Regions from separate parts of the Homo sapiens genome. Here region 2 is linked to region 1. A link is a loop called in an ENCODE intact Hi-C map of the cell type or tissue named here. Cell type or tissue: CD4-positive, alpha-beta T cell. All regions are shown on one strand. Each heading gives the region's core, and the rest is flanking DNA. Links, peaks and the distances in the headings are about the cores only. Region 1 has its middle 18 kb from the start of GK-AS1. Region 2 holds the start of LOC124905175 (a long non-coding RNA gene).

Region 1 (8,343 bases), core at 111-8,110:
CCATCTTGATCATGCCTTTTCCTATTGTCACAACTACCGGCATTCACCCGTGCAAAATTCAGGCTTGCTTGTCTCTATCTGCAGCTCGATTTTACAGGCTGCTCTTTGTTAGAAAATAAAATGATTTGGGGGCTGCTTTTCATTAAAAGGAATACCTTACTGAGGACTCCCATTACCATACCCTCACTATCCACCTAAGTACTTTCTTCTTAACTCCTATATCAGTACTGTCTCTGACCCCATGCCTTTCATTGCCTTTGGACAATTATTTTTGGTGGCCTCCAAAGGCCTAGGTTAAAGAGACTTTGTGATTTGATTCAGTCAGCCACTTGGGAGCACTTCCAATCCAGATTGCAACAACCAAGTTCAGGGCTTGATGGACCCTGTTCATTGGGGCTATGGGTCCCTGGGGTACAAACTTGCATAAGGGCAGGTATGTGGCAACAACTTCTGAGGGATACGTTTCCCTTTATTTTTTTCTTCTCTAGCTCTGCTCATAGCCAAGGCAACCATCTCTGTAGTCCCCAGGGACAGGGGAGTTAGGGAATAGATCCAGTCCTTATACTGGAGTTGTAGTCTTTTTGGATCCTTCTGTAATGCTGGAGAAACTTCTATAAGAGTCCCTATATTTTGAATGCATCTTGGTCCTGGACTTCTGGATCTGGATCTCAAGTGTGAAGCCTGTTCATCTTTGGTGCTCAGAAGCTTATCTCTCTGATTACAGGCTATCACCCCAAAATTAAAACTTGCCCTAGGAGTTCACTACTATCTTTTCAGCTCTTCAATACAATTCTATTTTTTTGAGATGGAGTCTCGCTTTGTCACCCAGGCTGGAGTGCAGTGGTGCAATCTTGGCTCACTGCAACCTCCGCCCCCTGGGTTCAAGCAATTATCTTGCCTCAGCCTCCCAAGTAGCTGGGATTACAGGCATGTGCCACCAAGCCTGGCTAATTTTTGTATTTTTAGTCGAGATGGGGTTTTGCCATGTTGGCCAGACTGGTCTCGAACTCCTGACCTCCAGTGATCCGCCTGCCTCGGCCTCCCAAAGTGTTGAGATGACAGGCGTTAGCCACCACACCAGGCCACTTCAATACTTTCAAGATATTATTTTGACATTTTCAATGGAAGGTTGATCTGAATAACCTACTGTGAGAGATAAATATAGCCACAAACTATCTGCAGCTCTTCCTATCAAGAGGTCTCAGCCAGGCGCAGTGGCTCACGCCTGTAATCCTAGCACTTTGGGAGGCCGAGGTGGGTGGATCACCTGAGGTCAGGAGTTCGAGACTAGCCTGGCCAACATGGTGAAATCCCATCTCTACTAAAAATACAAAAATTAGCCGGGCGTAGTGGCTACATGCCTGTAATCCCAGCTACCTGGGAAGCTGAGGCAGGATAATTGCTGAAACCTGGGAGGCAGAGGCTGCAGTGAGCCGAGATCATGCCACTGCACTCCAGCCTGGGTGACAGAGCAAGACTCCATCTCAAAAAAAAAAAAAAAAAAAAAAAAAAAAGTTGGGGGGGTCTGTTTTCCCTTCCCTTGAATCTAGGCAGTCTTATGATTTGCTTTGACCAATATAGAAAGCCGTGGAAGTAGGCTTGCTGTGGTGGCTCATGCCTGTAGTCCCAGCACTTTGGGAGGCTGAGGCAGGCAGATTGCTTGAGTCCAGGAGTTCAGGACCAACCTGAGCAACATGGCAAAACCCCATCTCTACAAAAAATACAAAAGTTAGCCGAACATGGAGGCACATGCCTGTGACCCCAGCTACTCGGGAGGCTGAGATGGGAGGATTGCCTGAGCCCAGGAGGTAGAGGCTGCAATGTGCCACTGCTGTGATCATGCCACTGCATCTATCCTGGGTGACAGAGTGAGACCCTGTCTCAAAAAAAAAAAAAGCAGCGGAAGTGACATTGCGGGACTTTCCAAGCCAAGGCCTCACGAGGCCTTACAACTTCCACTCTTGCCCTCTTGGAATCCAGCCACCATGGGAAGATGTCTGAGCTATCCTGCTGGATAATCAATGTGGAAAACTGAGGGGTTCTGGCTGATAGCCCCAGCTGACTCCCAGATGTATGAGTGAGGTCAACCAAGGCCATCCAGCCTCCAACCAATGTGCCATTTGACTTGGATTACTTGTCCAGGAATAATCTAAGCAAGACCAACAGAACTGCCCTCAGTAGAACAGATCAAATCGATGCTCTACAGAATAGTGACCAATAAAATGGTTGTTGTTTCAAGCCACTAAGTTGTGAGGTGGTCTCTTACATAGCAATAGATAACTGATACACCCAGCTCACTATTTATTAAAAACCACAAATACCGGCTGGGTGTGGTGGCTCACGCCTGTAATCCCAGCAGTTTGGGAGGCTGAGGCGGGCAGATCACGAGGTCAGGAAATTGATACCATCCTGGCTAACACGGTGAAACCCTGTCTCTACTAAAAATACAAAAAAAGTAGCCAGGCATGGTGGCGGGTGCCTGTAGTCCCAGCTACTCGGGAGGCTGAGGCAGGAGAATGGCATGAACCCGGGAGGCGGAGCTTGCAGTGAGCCGAGATTGCACCACTGCACTCCAGCCTGGGCAGCAGAGCGAGACTCCGTCTCAAAAAAAAAAAAAAAAAAAACCCCACAAATACCTTAAACTGAAATTTTAATGCCTAAAACATTACTATAATTCTTGTTATTTGTTATTTTGAGGAGAAGATATTTATGAAAAATGTGTTAACAATGTAAATATATTTTGCTGTAGTCATCAAATATTTGATGGCAGAATTGTATTTTTTTTCCTTTTGACTTCAGAAAAATCTTTAAGCATACACAGTTAAAATGGCCAAGTCCACTTGGGTATACCAAAGTCAACTGATTACTGAAGCAGGGTAAAAAAACTGAATTTTCCTTTCTCCAATCCCTTCACCCAAGGGGCTACAATTAGCTCTGCTAAAGCAACATTTAGAAACAAAATTCATTATTTCTTAACCTAGAAACCTGAGAGGAGAAGAAGGAATAGCATAACCCTAAGGCCATTCACTTTATTTCAAGTTAACATCCTACTGAAACATTTTGGATAAAACCCTTTTTGATGATTTTCTATAAGAGAGTTAGCTCCAAAAATAGTTTTGTGAGCAAGACAATTTATTTGCCTACTTTCCTTGCCTGTACTTTCATTGTTGTGTAATTATAGCATCTATAAATCTACAACTAAATTTTTCACTAATAGTACAATGCAAAGCAAAATGCCTTTACTTCTTTTAGATTTGGATTACTCAGTTCCAAAATAGTTTGTTTTTTTAGAGTAACATATTAAATTTTTTAAAATTTCTTATTTTAAATAAAACAATTCCATTTGAAATAAACCTTATCCAAAAGATGCCCACGGGATTATGGTGTTAAAATTGTTGGTTTAGGCCGGGGATGGTGGATCACGCCTGTAATCCCAACACTTTGGTAGGCCAAGGTGGGTGGGTCTCTTGAGCCCAGGAGTTTGAGACCAGCTTGGGAAACATGGCAAAACCCTGTCTCTACAAAAAATACAAAAATTAGCTGGGTGCAGGTGCAAGTATGAGTCCCAGGTACTCGTACTCGGGAGCTAGGAGGATCACCTGAGCCCAGGAAGGTAGAGGCTGCAGTGAGCCATGATCACGCCACTGCTCTCCAGCCTGGGTGACAGAATAAGACCCTGTCAAAAAAAAAAAAAAAAATTACTGGCTTATAGATTATATGATTAAATAAATTTAATCCTGTATGTAGCTTATTATTGTTGATAGGAATCTATTGTGGGTTTTTTTAGAAGTATATACTTTGTGTCTTAAAACTGTATGTGGAATGTCGGCTAGGACCACCGGCATGTACCACCATGCCTGGCCAATTTTTCTTTTTAAAATTATTTTTGTGTAGAGATGAGGTCTCACTGTGTTGTCCAGGCTGGTCTCAAACTCCTGGCCTCAAGTGATCCTCCCACCTTGGCCTCCAAAGTGCTGAGTTTACAAGTGTGAGCCACTGTGCCTGGCAGTTTTATTATACTTGGATGCTATGGCACTTACAACGTATGATCAAAATGCTGATGGATTGTAGTAATAAAGAATACTTTCTTAATAACTTTGTAAATCTCAACATGTAAAAAGCTAATGACAATGATAATAGAGTTAAAGATTTGCCTGGTATTGACATGATAATGATGCTATCAACATAAGGGACAATTTAACACGATTTTGTCTTGATTTGGTCATGTTTATAGATTGTTATATAAAAAGATTTTTTTTCTGTATACCTTTCTAGAATCATTCGGTGAAAGGCAAAAGCAAAAAAATAAGAGTAAAAAAAATTTGGTTCATATTGAGAAAATAATGGAGGAAGAATTTTGCCTTGGAATTGGTTGATTCTAGTATGTCATTCCAAGACTCAAGTATAAACAGAAGTTTTTTTTTTAAAAAAACGCTTTTTTAATAGAATAGGCTATAACTAAGAATATATTTATGATTGAATAAATTTAGCAGAGTATATGTGTAATTAGCAGAGATATTTGAAGTATTAAGTGTTAAATTATAGAGAAATGTCTATAAACCTGACTTTTATGATGAGCTAAAAGTCTAAGGAAAATCAAAGATGCAAGAGCGTAAACAGATTGTTGGATTCAGTTAAGCCTCTGGTTTTTACGATCTTATCATGAAAGCATTCTGTACATCTCCCACAGTCACTACAATGCTTTCACTTTACTATGATTACCAAAAACCAGTACAGTAGCAACTTCTGCTGATAGGAAGAAATGTCTAAGACAGAGAAGCCCGACTGTGGAAAGTAGCGTCACCTAGCGGCCGAATTTGTTTCTTACAGGAGACCAGCTTTTCAAAAGATAACTGGGTCACTAGAGCCTATTCTATTTACATGGCCTTTAGCAAGCTGATAAAAGAGTTTAGGCTGAGTGTGGTGGCTCACACCTGTAGTCCCAGCATTTTGGGAGGCCGAGGTGGGAGGATCTCTTGAGCCCAGGAGTACAAGGCCAGCCTTGGCAATATCGTGAGCCCTCCCCGATCTCCACAAAATTTTTTTTAAAAATTAGCTGGGTGTGGTGGCACGTGCCTGTGGTCCCAGCTACTGAGGAGGCTAATCCTGGAGGATGGCTTGAGTCTGGGAGGTCGAGACTGCAGTGAACCGTGATTGTGCCACTACACTCTAGGCTGGGCAACAGAGCAACACCCCATCTCAAGAAAATAAATAAAACTTAAAATAGTTTAGACTACAAGTGATGGAGTTGGAAAACAAGGGAATTTTTTTTTTCCCTAAGCTTCTGATTCTCTGGTTGAAAAATAGGGGAATCTTGTATGGTACAATTCCTTAATAAATGTTGATTGGATATCTGAGACATTTCAGCAGAAATGGTTCAGCATCTCTCCACATTAAAATCACTTAAAATTGGCATTATGGTGTCTAAAATACAACCTAATAATAATAATAATAAAAAAACACAACCATTGAAGTCCTGTCCACTATGATCTAAATGTAAGACACCTATGTTAACACTTGTAGCTTCACCAGTTCTTCGAGCTGGGCACAGAAATCCTTGGCTTGAGCTACATAGGTGCTTGGCTCAAGCCAAGAATCTGGGGCTGGATAATGGTGTGAATATTTTCTTTCCTTAGTTTTGAAGGGCAATCTTCTTTTGGGAAGGCTCAGGTGGCTAGCAGGGAGTGCAATTCAATTAGCCAAACACAGTTGTTGGAGCTAATTAGGAGTCAATAATAAACAGCTGCAGGCTTCAGCATATACAAAGCCCTGTGTACGACAGGCACGGCCCTGCCCACGCCTGCCATCCATGGGTGTCTCTCTCTGAGAGGGAGAGAAGGGGAACATGGTGTCTCTGATGAACACCTGTATATATGGGAGACCTGACAAAAAATCTCCTTCCAATAATTTTTATTATTCCAGTCTTAATCCATAGAAGATAATAGCTCTGGTTTTGTTTATTCTAAATGAGCCTGCTTAATAGAAAACATTAAGAATCTCTCTTATACTCATTTCTGATTATCCTGAACAAAAATATGTACTCTGGCCGGACACAGTAGCTCATACCTGTAATCCCAGCATTTTGGGAGGCTGGGGCGGATGGATCACGAAGTCAGGAGGTCGAGACAAGCCTGGCCAAGATAGTGAAACCCCGTCTCTACTAAAACTACAAAAATACCAGGCATGGCTGCGTGCACCTGTAGTCCCAGCTACTCCGGAGGCTGAGGCAGGAGAATCGTTTGAACCCGGGAGGTGGAGTGCAGTGAGCTGAGATCGCGACACTGCACTCCAGCCTGGGCGACAGAGTGAGACTACGTCTCAAAAGGAAAAAAAATGTACTGTCTCTCTGTGTGTGTGTGTCTGTGTTGGGGGTGAGTGTATATCCTTGCAGGATACACATCTATTTAACATATAGAGTTAGAGAATTAACTGAACCTGTGGGATGGAGACATAGAAAACATTGAAAAGTCACGGAAGAATCCTAATAACTTAGTTTTATTCATTAGTTATGTCTCTTCCTTTAAAATCGATTAGATAATGCAACTAACTAGCAGTAACGTCTCCCTGAGTGTGGGCAAGGAGAATTAAAGTATCAAACCATAATGGGGGAAAAACCCAGCATAGGTGAAATTAGAGAATTGTTCCATTTTAGAGTCAAGTTTTCCTTCAATAGCAGGTTTTAATCACCTCATCACCCTACCGTTTTAACCACGTTTTTGTGGTATTTTAAACACATATTATAAAGGAAACAAATGTCATTCCATTTTATTATTTAGTACTTTCTTTGGACTGTAATGAATTAGAACCCGGAATACAATAAAACAGGTCTTCTGCGTAACTTAAAATCTAATTTGATGATCACAATTATTTTCCCTTGGACATTACAGTTAAATGTAGAGTCAAGACTTTTCTGTCTAGAAACTTTCTAGCCTTAACACATAATTACAAATATGGTGGTCTTACAGCTATGCAGTTATCTATTAAAATTCATGGAAGGTACTATATAGAAAACACATGGGCATTTCTTTTTTGAGTCTTCTAAATTCTGTTCATAACAAGTGAATGGCTAAGGAAGGATGTAATTTCTTTTTTGTTTGTGTGTTTTGTTGTTGTTGTTGTTGTTAGAGATGGAGTCTCACCCTGTCACCCAGGCTGGAGTGCAGTGGCGCCATCTTGGCTCACCACAACCTCCACCTCCCGGGTTCAAGCGATTCTCCTGCCTCAGCCTCCCAAGTAGCTGGGATTACAGGCGTGTGCCACCATGCCCAGCCAATTTTTGTATTTTTAGTAGAGATGGGGTTTCACCATGTTGGCCAGGCTGGTTTCAAACTCCTGATCTCAAGTGATCCGCCCACCTTAGCCTCCCAAAGTGCTGGGGTTACAGGCGTGAGCCACTGCGCCTGGCCAGGATGTAATTTCTAATACACACATTATTTCTTCTGTATATTGATGCTTTGTAGGAGGTGCTTGAAATAATTCTGCCAGAAGATCAATAAAATTTCAACCCTTTTAATTGGGAAGGCTGTCAGTACTAACAAAACTACACTGATAGACAGACAGTGACTAACGAATTCAGATACACACAATCAGGAGCAACACACCTTATATTTTTATTATGAAATATATGGAGCATACAGAAATGTAGAGGATAGAATAAAGACATGTGTACCCACCGCTAAGCAGTGCCAAATCTTAAGGTATTGCTACATTTGTTTTAACTCTTAATTTTTTTAGAAACACAACTTTCCAGGTTTCAGCAAAGTCCCTTTCCCTGACCCCATCCTCCTCTTTCAGAGGTAACCACCACTAAACTTGGTATTTATCATCTCTATGCCTATTTTATACTTTCAGTTCACTTGTGTCTACATACATGACAGCCCTGACTAGTTTGCATGTTGAAATTTTTATATAGTTTATGAACACTCAAGTTCTATGAAATATTCCCTTAAAGTCTGGGGAAAAATCAAAATAACCACAGGGATCATTTTAGGACTATGGGTGACTTTCTTCTTTCTAATCTCTTTCTTTTTCCCATTTTTATAAGAGGAGTAATATTCTCATTTCCAAGCAGTTTTATCAAAGAAATGAAGTGGACAGACTGGGCACGGCAGCTCACGCCTGTCATCTCAGCACTTTGGAAGGACAAGGGGGGGGGACGGGAGGCGGATCACAAGGTCAGGAGTTCAAGACCCACCTGGCCAACATGGTGAGACCCCCGTCTCTACTAAAAATACAAAAATTAGCTGGGTGTGGTGGCGTACACCTGTAGTCTCAGCTACTCGGGAGGCTGAGGCAGGAGAATTGCTTGAACCTGGGAGGTGGAGGTTGCAGTGAGCCCAGATC
Region 2 (8,343 bases), core at 302-8,301, 690 kb before region 1:
TGCCTCTGTGGGCCTTGACTAGTCAAGACATTTTGTGTTGGGTTTTTATGTTAATTCCATTTGCATCACTATAAAGGAATACCTGAGGCTGGGTAATTTATAAGGAAAAGAGATTTCATTGGCTCATGGTTCTGCAGGCTGTACAGGAAGTGTGGTGACAGCCTCTGCTTCTGGTGAGGGCTTCAGCAAGCTTACAATCATGGTGGAAGGTGAAAGGAGAACCAGCGTGTCACATGGTGAGAGATGGAGTGAGGGGGTGGGAGGTGCCACACTCTTTTAAACAGTCAGATCCCACATGAACTCACTCTGAGTGAGAACTCACTTATTACTGCAAGAATGGCACTGAGCCATTCGTGAGGGATCCAGCCCCATGATCCAGTCTCCCCCACCGGGCCCCACATCCAACACTGGGGATTACATTTCAGCATGAGATTTGAAGGGAACAAACATCCAACCCATATCAGTTTTCTACAACCTGCAGCAGAAAGCATCTCATCTGGCACATGGTCTTGCAAATAATTCTGACTTAGATGCATGGGACTCAGATATGACTGAACCAGAAGATAAATCTAAGTAGCAGACACCACAGTATTCTCAAAACCACTCTTTCTCTTTCTCTTGTTGACCGAGGCTTTTCTACTGAGCAAAGCACCTGGTTTATAATATGTTCTTTCATTACGCCTTCTCCTAAGAGACCTCCTTAGTGTCCCTGCAATGGATGTCTGGGGAGCCACCAATCTCTTAGAGATGACTAGACATGTAGCCCCAGAAATGGTTACACCTTGAGCTTTTCTCTCAGTGCAGATGAGATACATTGCCCATCCCACCAATTTGCCACATTTATCTAAATTTCTGTGTTAAGCTGGGACCTCTACCACTCAAGCTGGGATGCCCCTCACCACCACCACACTGCAAAAACTAAACATTTTTCATTAGCCTCCTACTTGCAATTAAGTACATAAAACCTGCAAAACAAGTAATAAAATTAAGGCACTATTTGGTTAATGCCTTTTCTCAGAAATCACTTTTGCATGAAGTTCAGTTCAGTATTTTATCAGTGACTACATTAGTCTCGAGACCCTCTACCCAATAGGAGGGACAAAGATGTACATGACACAGGCTCCCTTCAAAGATGATTAATACATGAACTACATACAGTATTACAAGGGCTCCACTAGAGATGTGAGCCCCCCAGAAATGATATTAATGTGCAGAAGAGTTAGCAATAAATTTTGCACAAGGGGTGACATTTGAGCTTAGACTCGAGCAATGAGTAGGGTTCCAAGAGGTAAAGAAAAAAATGGAATGGTTTTCTAGGAAGAAAACCAGGTCTGGGAAGATCTGATATAACCTGAGGTAGTTTATAAGTCTGGAATGACTGAGTTATCGGGTATATGGTGGGGAAGGCAGCAGAGGTGAAATAAGTAATATCTAAGCAAATGAAAAACATGTAATTAGGGGAGATGAAATATAATTAAATTATTTACCTTAATTCCTCTTTTGACTCTTTACATTTGTCATTCATAAGGAAACAATTTCACTAAGATTGTTTTGACCTTTTTACCTTATTTGGCCAAGTAAACAAGGGACAGAAAGTTTTTAATGTAAAATATTCATTCAACCTGAAAGAACATTGATGATTCCAGACCATTTAAAGTTAAATATTTTAGAGTTCTCAATTATTTCTATTTGGATGAGTAGAACCTTTTTTCAGACTTCAGGAATATATGTTTAGTTTTTAACAGACTAATTGTTCCTGCTTTCATGCCAGCCTCATGGGCATCAGCAGGTTCAAGGTTAGTAGGTAGGAATCTGCCCCCTAAGAATGCAGCCTAAGAGTTAAGGAATGCATGATTACCCCTGTAATTACTTGAGAGGGGCTCTGAAATTCTGGCAGGGTTGGTGAGGCCACCAGATAACACTGATCAAGAATGTACACGAGGTTAGGAATTCAGACTGTAGCTGAAGTGGGGAGTTCGGGTAAACAGGCTCTGAATGGAAAAGATCAGGAATTCAAATAGACAGTTAAGTCAAGAAACCAACATCTTAGAAATGTAAACCTCACTTTAAGTCAAAGGCTCTCCAAGCTAAGACTTCATAATATATTTGCCAAGGCAAGAGCTAGTATCTGCTTACCTGAGTGGTCCTGGAGCTGCGGCCAGTTGAAACAGGAGATTGCAGATGGAATGTCAGTTAGAATACTTTCAGAGGCCAGTAACAGATACCTGACTTTAAAGTTCTTAAGTTTGTCTTTCCCAAGGTTTTCTGGTCATAAGAATCACCAGGGGCACTTGATTAAATTATTAATTCACAAGCCCCTTCACTGGAGATTCTGATGCAATAGACTTGGGAATATATTTTTTTTTAACACGAACTCCAGTGGAATCAGGCAAGAAGTGAAAACCCTATCGTTAATAATAGACACATTAGAAATAATAGAGACATTTGATAATCTAGCACAGTTCCCAAACTTTAGTATGCATCAGAATCCCCTGGGGGCTTGTTAAACTACAGGCTGGCAGGCTGCTCCCAGCGTTTCTGATGCAGTAGGTCCAGCGTGGAGTCCGAGATTCTACATTTCTAGTAGGTTGCCAAGTTATGCTGCTACTCCTGTGGTCAGGAACTGCACTTTGAGAACCACTAATCAAAATAAACTGAAGTCCAAAGACCATCAGACCTAGAGCTGGTTAATTCAACAGATTAGCTATATCAAGACTTGAGGTCAGCTTCTCTGGGATTCTCTTGTCTTTTTCCTCATGGTCCCAAGATGGCTTCCCACTGCGCCAAGCAACATATCCGCAGACAACAATAACCAAGGCAAGAAGGAATAAGGTTCAAGGATAACTGTATTGTGTGCGTGTGTGTGTGTGTGTACTCATGCCTGTGTGTCTGTGTTTGGAAAAGCAAACGTTTCCCAGAAGCTCCCCAACAAATTTCTTCTTATGTGTCAACTAGAACTGGATCTCACTGAACCTCTTTAAGCCAATCACTGGCTATGAGAAACAAGCTTACTGTGATTGGCTTAGACCAGATTTTAATTTTTTCCTCAGAGCTGTGTCCTTTGTTGCCCAATATCTGAACATAATTGAGCTTCTTTACCAAGGAACAAGAAGTAAATAGCTGTTAGTTAGGCAAATAGCTGGGTATGTCCACAAATGGGTTCTGAAACAAGTGTGATTATAATGAGGTTCAGAATTGAAAATATTAGTACAAATGCTAGTAAATAATGTATGATATTGGCTTTCTTATCACCATTTGCAACAGAATAACAGTCTCATGAAGAATTTGGCACAGCCATTGTAGAAAAAGTGCCTTTTCAGAGCTCACAGTATGCATGTACTCATCTTGCTTTTATTATACCTGTATATGGAATTGCAAGCTGTCCCTTCAGGTAATGAAATTTAGACAAGTTGGAACCTGTATAACAGCAAATCAATACTGAAATTATAGGCAAAGCCTGTACTTGTGCAGACTAACACATAGGATAGAAAGACTTTGTGATCAAAATTCAACAAATCCCACATTTATAGGTATCCAACATAGAGAGAAAACTATATATAGTGGTGTGTCTTTTTATGTGTTTGCGTTTTTCTCCTTATTCATTCCTGAAAGTGTATTTTCTTTTAACAGACTCACAACTCAGCTACACCCCATATGCCCACAGTCAACACAGTGGAAAACTGAGTTGTTTATTTGAGCCTCAAGTCATCCAAATACTTCGTTAAACGTTGTAGTAAAAGGTCTCCCCTGAATTCAAGGAGGATGCCCTAAGTTTTCTGCATCCTTTTGATAGAGGAAAGTATTAACTAATGTCAGACTATCTGTTGTTTTATTTTCCTTTACAGCACTAGATTTTGTTAAGGACATTGATAATTTTGAAAGAGAAGCTAAGCTAAGGTGACAAATATATCTTCTGTTGGTCAATATCTAAAATTATGTATTATTTCTTTTTTGACTACACCTTACAGTGGTTAGTTTGCACTTTACGTAAAAAACTGATGTCTACCATCTTCCATCTTTGTAAGCACCATCCAGCCTAATAGTTGTTGGTTTGAATAATGCCACAAGCTTTGTCCAGAAACCAAAAACCTGATTTCCAAAGACTAGTCTATGTAGCTGAGCCCTTCATTCCATAATCATTAAACTATGGTTAGGACACAGTATCCAGTCTCCCCTCAACCTTGTCCAATCACAGTCTATGCAGAGATCATGTAACTCGATTAAAATCTAGAACCATAGAGACATTTCCCTTCCCTGGGGCAAATGGGAATTGCACATGGGGGAAAATGGTGTGGATAAGCAAAAAACGGAAGTTTCCAAAGTGCAACAGAATATTGATAATTTTAGTACATTTCAACATACAGTGAGTGTAATGACGGCATTTTCCTACTGCTTCCTTAGTTGTGAAGATTTTGTTTTTTCTTCTGGGTTCACTGCCGGGAAAAGAGCAGAAAATGTTTTAGAGCCTCTGCCAGCAGAGGGGGCATTTACCATTTGTGCATAAGGTCTCTGGCACTGTGCCCTGGGGTTCTCTTTTCTATATGTTTCTAACAGTCACACACAGCAGTGTGACTGTTTACAGATACTTTACCGTCTTCTCTGATTGAAGCAGGGACTGGTTTGCCAGCAACTTTTGGTTGTTTTTGTTTTTTTGAAGACCATGCAACTAACAGATGTTTGTTGTTGGCTCCATATCTACATTCTTTGAAAGCTGGAGAATCAAATTGCTGACATTCAGACAACACTAATTCCCATATCCAGGGAGCCTAATTTGCCGTCCCTGAGATCCTGATTCCTGGTGTTCACGGGTTTAAAAACCATTTCAGTGACACAATATAAGAATGGGCTTGGGAGATGCAGCGCTGTCTCCACTAAAGATAATCACATTTTATAAACATCTGCGTCATTACTGGTATGATTCATCTCTAAGCTGTATACAGCTGTGTTTCCAGTTTCAATTAACAATCCCTTAATTGCATATCCATCTCATGTTACTAATTTAGTTAATTTATTCATAATTAAGAGTATTCTGTTTTCTACCAAGGTTTGTCGAGCTCAGAACATTATAAAGAAAAATATTTTAAGGCAGCATCTCCGAGGGATTTTGTTTCTTATAATCACATCACAGTAAAATGTCATTCATGCGCCCAAAGGAAGATGAATTGCTAAGGGATTTTTTTTTCCAGTAAAATAAGAAGCTTTGGGAAGCTGCAGTGTGTTGTGTTTTTAAACCAAGTTAAATGCGATGCATTTTGTTCTTTTCTTTCTCCTTCCCTGACATCCTCTCAAAAAAATTATCATTTTATTTGTATTATTGCTTAAGTATCACAGCAAATCCAGTCACCAGTGCAAATAAAACTGTCATTACCCTGTCAGGTAATGGTGTCTCTTAAAATCTAAGCTATAAAGTCTGTACATTTTAGAGGACATTAAGATCAAGAATTTTTAAATTGCCTAAGTCTAAGCAAGTGGAGTACACCCTTGTGGAAAATGGAAGGCAGATGAAAACATGATGCCAGGCAGTGAATTCATTTTAGTTTGATCTTTTCTACAAAAATACATATATCCGTGCAGCAAGAGTCTTGCCTGTGTTAGTACATGTGTCTGTGTGTCATTCAAAGCAGCAATAACAAAAAATTAAGACCATTTCTCACTTTGTTTATTGTTCAAGAACTCCCACCTATAGCCTTGACCTGTGTTTGAGCTTAAAAAAAAAAAAAGTCTTATAACTGCCCAGTGGTTTGGAGATTTTACACAATAGAAATAATAAGCCATCTTTTGCCTCACATGAATTCTACTAAAATCAAAACTCCATAGGATACTTTCCAAAGTAACTGGTGAAAGGAAAAGTGTGGTAGTATAGGTATGCATATTATCCCCATCACTTTATTTCTGAGCTCTTCTATTTTTTAAAAATTTTAATTTGTATCTTAAAAGGGCAAAACATAAGAAGAGGTAGGAGTATTCTAAATTTCAGTGACAACAAATTCATTTATTTTACAATTTAACCATTGCCCGTCAACATTTACTTAAAATTTCAGCATGGGAGGTTTTAAACACTTCTAGAGTCCCATCTTACCCCATTTCCACGATGCTTTTCTTCTCCATGTGTTGCTGCAGTTTAATATTGTCTGCGTGTTTTAATATGTTAAACGAGTTAAACATAGAGTAGGAAGTTAAAACTGTTAGCAGCTATATGTTTCCCAAGATTGATGAAAATTCAGGTAACACTCCAACCTGTTAAAGATACCTGCAATCTGGCCAGGTGCGGTGGCCCATGCCTATAATCCCAGCACTTTGAGAGGCCAAGGCAGGCAGATCACCTGAGGCCAGGAGTTCGAGACCAGCTTGGCCAACATGGTGAAACCCCGTCTCTACTAAAAATACAAAAAACATTTAGCCGGGTGTGGTGGCATGCACCCATAGTCCCAGCTACTCGGGAGGCTGAGGTGGGAGAATTGCTTGAACCCGGAGCCTGGGTGACAGAGTAAGACTCTGTCTCAAAAAGAAAAAGAAAAAAAAAAATATATATATATATATGTGTGTGTGTTTATATATATATATATGTGTGTGTATATATACATATATATATGTGTATATATATATGTGTATATATATATATATATGTGTGTGTGTATATATATATATATATATGTGTGTGTGTGTGTATATATATATATAGAAAGAGAGAGAGAGAGAGAGAGAGAGAGTAAGCAGGGAGGGGTTGAAGCCAGAAAAGACTAGAAATTATCTAGGCCAAACCCTTTAATTTATAGATTAGGAAATAGTTTCTGGTTGACTTAGCTGAGACGTTCTCATTTGTTAAAAGCAAGATCAGAAATCAGACACAATTCAACGCTCTTCACTACACCTTGTTTTTCTCTTTGTGGAAAACAAGACGTATCCTGTTCAAAAATTTATGCTGTTTATCTGAAAGCCCAAAATGCCTGTTTACATCATATTTTCCATTTTGCAATAGCAGCTCATTTTGGGGATTATTTTCTGATGAAATCTCTAGGTTTAGTTGTACTTGAATATCTTTTTATCTGTACACACTGGAATATGCATATAATAATTGATAGAAATGTGGATTTTAAAAGTAGAGATGATCATTATTATTTTATGATCCTTTAAGTTAATAAAATTCACCTAGAATAAAATAAACAAGTTTAACTAAAGTTCTCGCATTTTCCCAGAAATCGTAGACTAGAAACTAGTCTTATTTGCTTATTTTATTCCAAAGCTTATTTTACCTCTATTATTTTGTGGTTCTATAAAATATTTCTGTGTATTCCTCCAAAGAACCTCTTGGAAAAGAAAGTAAACATCACATCTGAAAAATAGCTGGGCATTTTTTCATTATCTCTGCAAGGGGAGGGGACGTGAAAGGCAACCCCATATAGAAACTCAACTCCCTGCTTTTTACAATGAATGAAGTTTTTCCACTGCACTGTCAGAATGGTAATTCTTGCTAACTACTCACCTATTTCACAACATTAACAGAGTTCCAGGATTCATGCTTTAATATTGCATAATGGTCCATGTTTTGAACATGAGGAGTGGCAGCGGAGATTACACTTTGATTCCTTGGATTTCATGTGGCACTGGATGGGAGCAAGGCACTGATTTTAAGTTGAGATAAAAAGGAGAAGTCAGTCAATGCCTGCAGCCAGACAGGACTCTTGTAATAGCTAGGGAGTATGCCTCATTTGGATATGCATGACTGCCGGGCAAGGACACTGCCATGAATCGCTAATGGCAGCAGTTGTATGACATAAGAGAGATGTGTATCAGCAACTCACAAGTTGACTTTGTTACATGTTATGAACACATTCCTGTGGGCACTCATTCATAGAAGTGAGAAATGTGGACACCACAGTGTCCCAGGCCTTTGTTACCTTATGGCCTGGGAATATCTTGCTTTGCTGGAACATGAAGCCACGTCTGGTTATAAGAAGAAGTTTGATCTGGGAGCAAAATTGCCTGTTCACGCATGTCTTTCTCACTTCTTTAAAACTAACTTGCTATAAGGGTGATTAAAAAAAACAGATGTCAGGTGAGAGTTTTGCTTTGCATCAACTTCCTACTTGTAGAGGTAATAACATAAACCTTGCCTGGCAATCATTATTTGTCATCCAGCTGAGGGTGTTTACTCTTGAGAAAGAAGTAATGGACAAAATTGACTTGGATTCTGGTTCTATGTTTCCCATTAATTGACTCTGGACATATACATGCAATTTAATCCATCTTACTAAAAACATGACCAACTCACAGGATGTAAATTCTATTCTATAGAAAGGGCTTTCCCTCAGTAGTTAGTCAAGGGACGGTTCCTAACTCCTG

Evidence for each region. A loop is a pair of places that touch in the nucleus more often than their neighbours do. Peaks named below come from ENCODE experiments on the same cell type or tissue, not always from the same donor. Only the 100,000 strongest peaks of a DNase experiment are listed, where the experiment ranks them.
Region 2: a loop joins it to region 1, with 8 times the contacts of the local background. A loop is called at or near these places in 2 of 110 quality-filtered maps.

What each region holds. Positions count from the first base shown.
Region 1 is chrX:30,732,427-30,740,769 of GRCh38, reverse strand. No RefSeq gene overlaps it. Among named protein-coding and RNA genes, the nearest start is that of GK-AS1, 18 kb to the right of the region's middle. In CD4-positive, alpha-beta T cell, for the core only: a CTCF peak has its summit at 4,837 (motif pointing left); a DNase peak (open chromatin) is centred at 4,789.
Region 2 is chrX:31,420,226-31,428,568 of GRCh38, reverse strand. All of the region lies in intron 60 of DMD (dystrophin), which reads left to right. It overlaps LOC124905175 (a long non-coding RNA gene), which reads right to left and starts at 2,230. Exons shown (of 3, transcript XR_007068211.1): 1 at 2,137-2,230. In CD4-positive, alpha-beta T cell, for the core only: no CTCF peak of the experiment used is centred there; no DNase peak of the experiment used is centred there.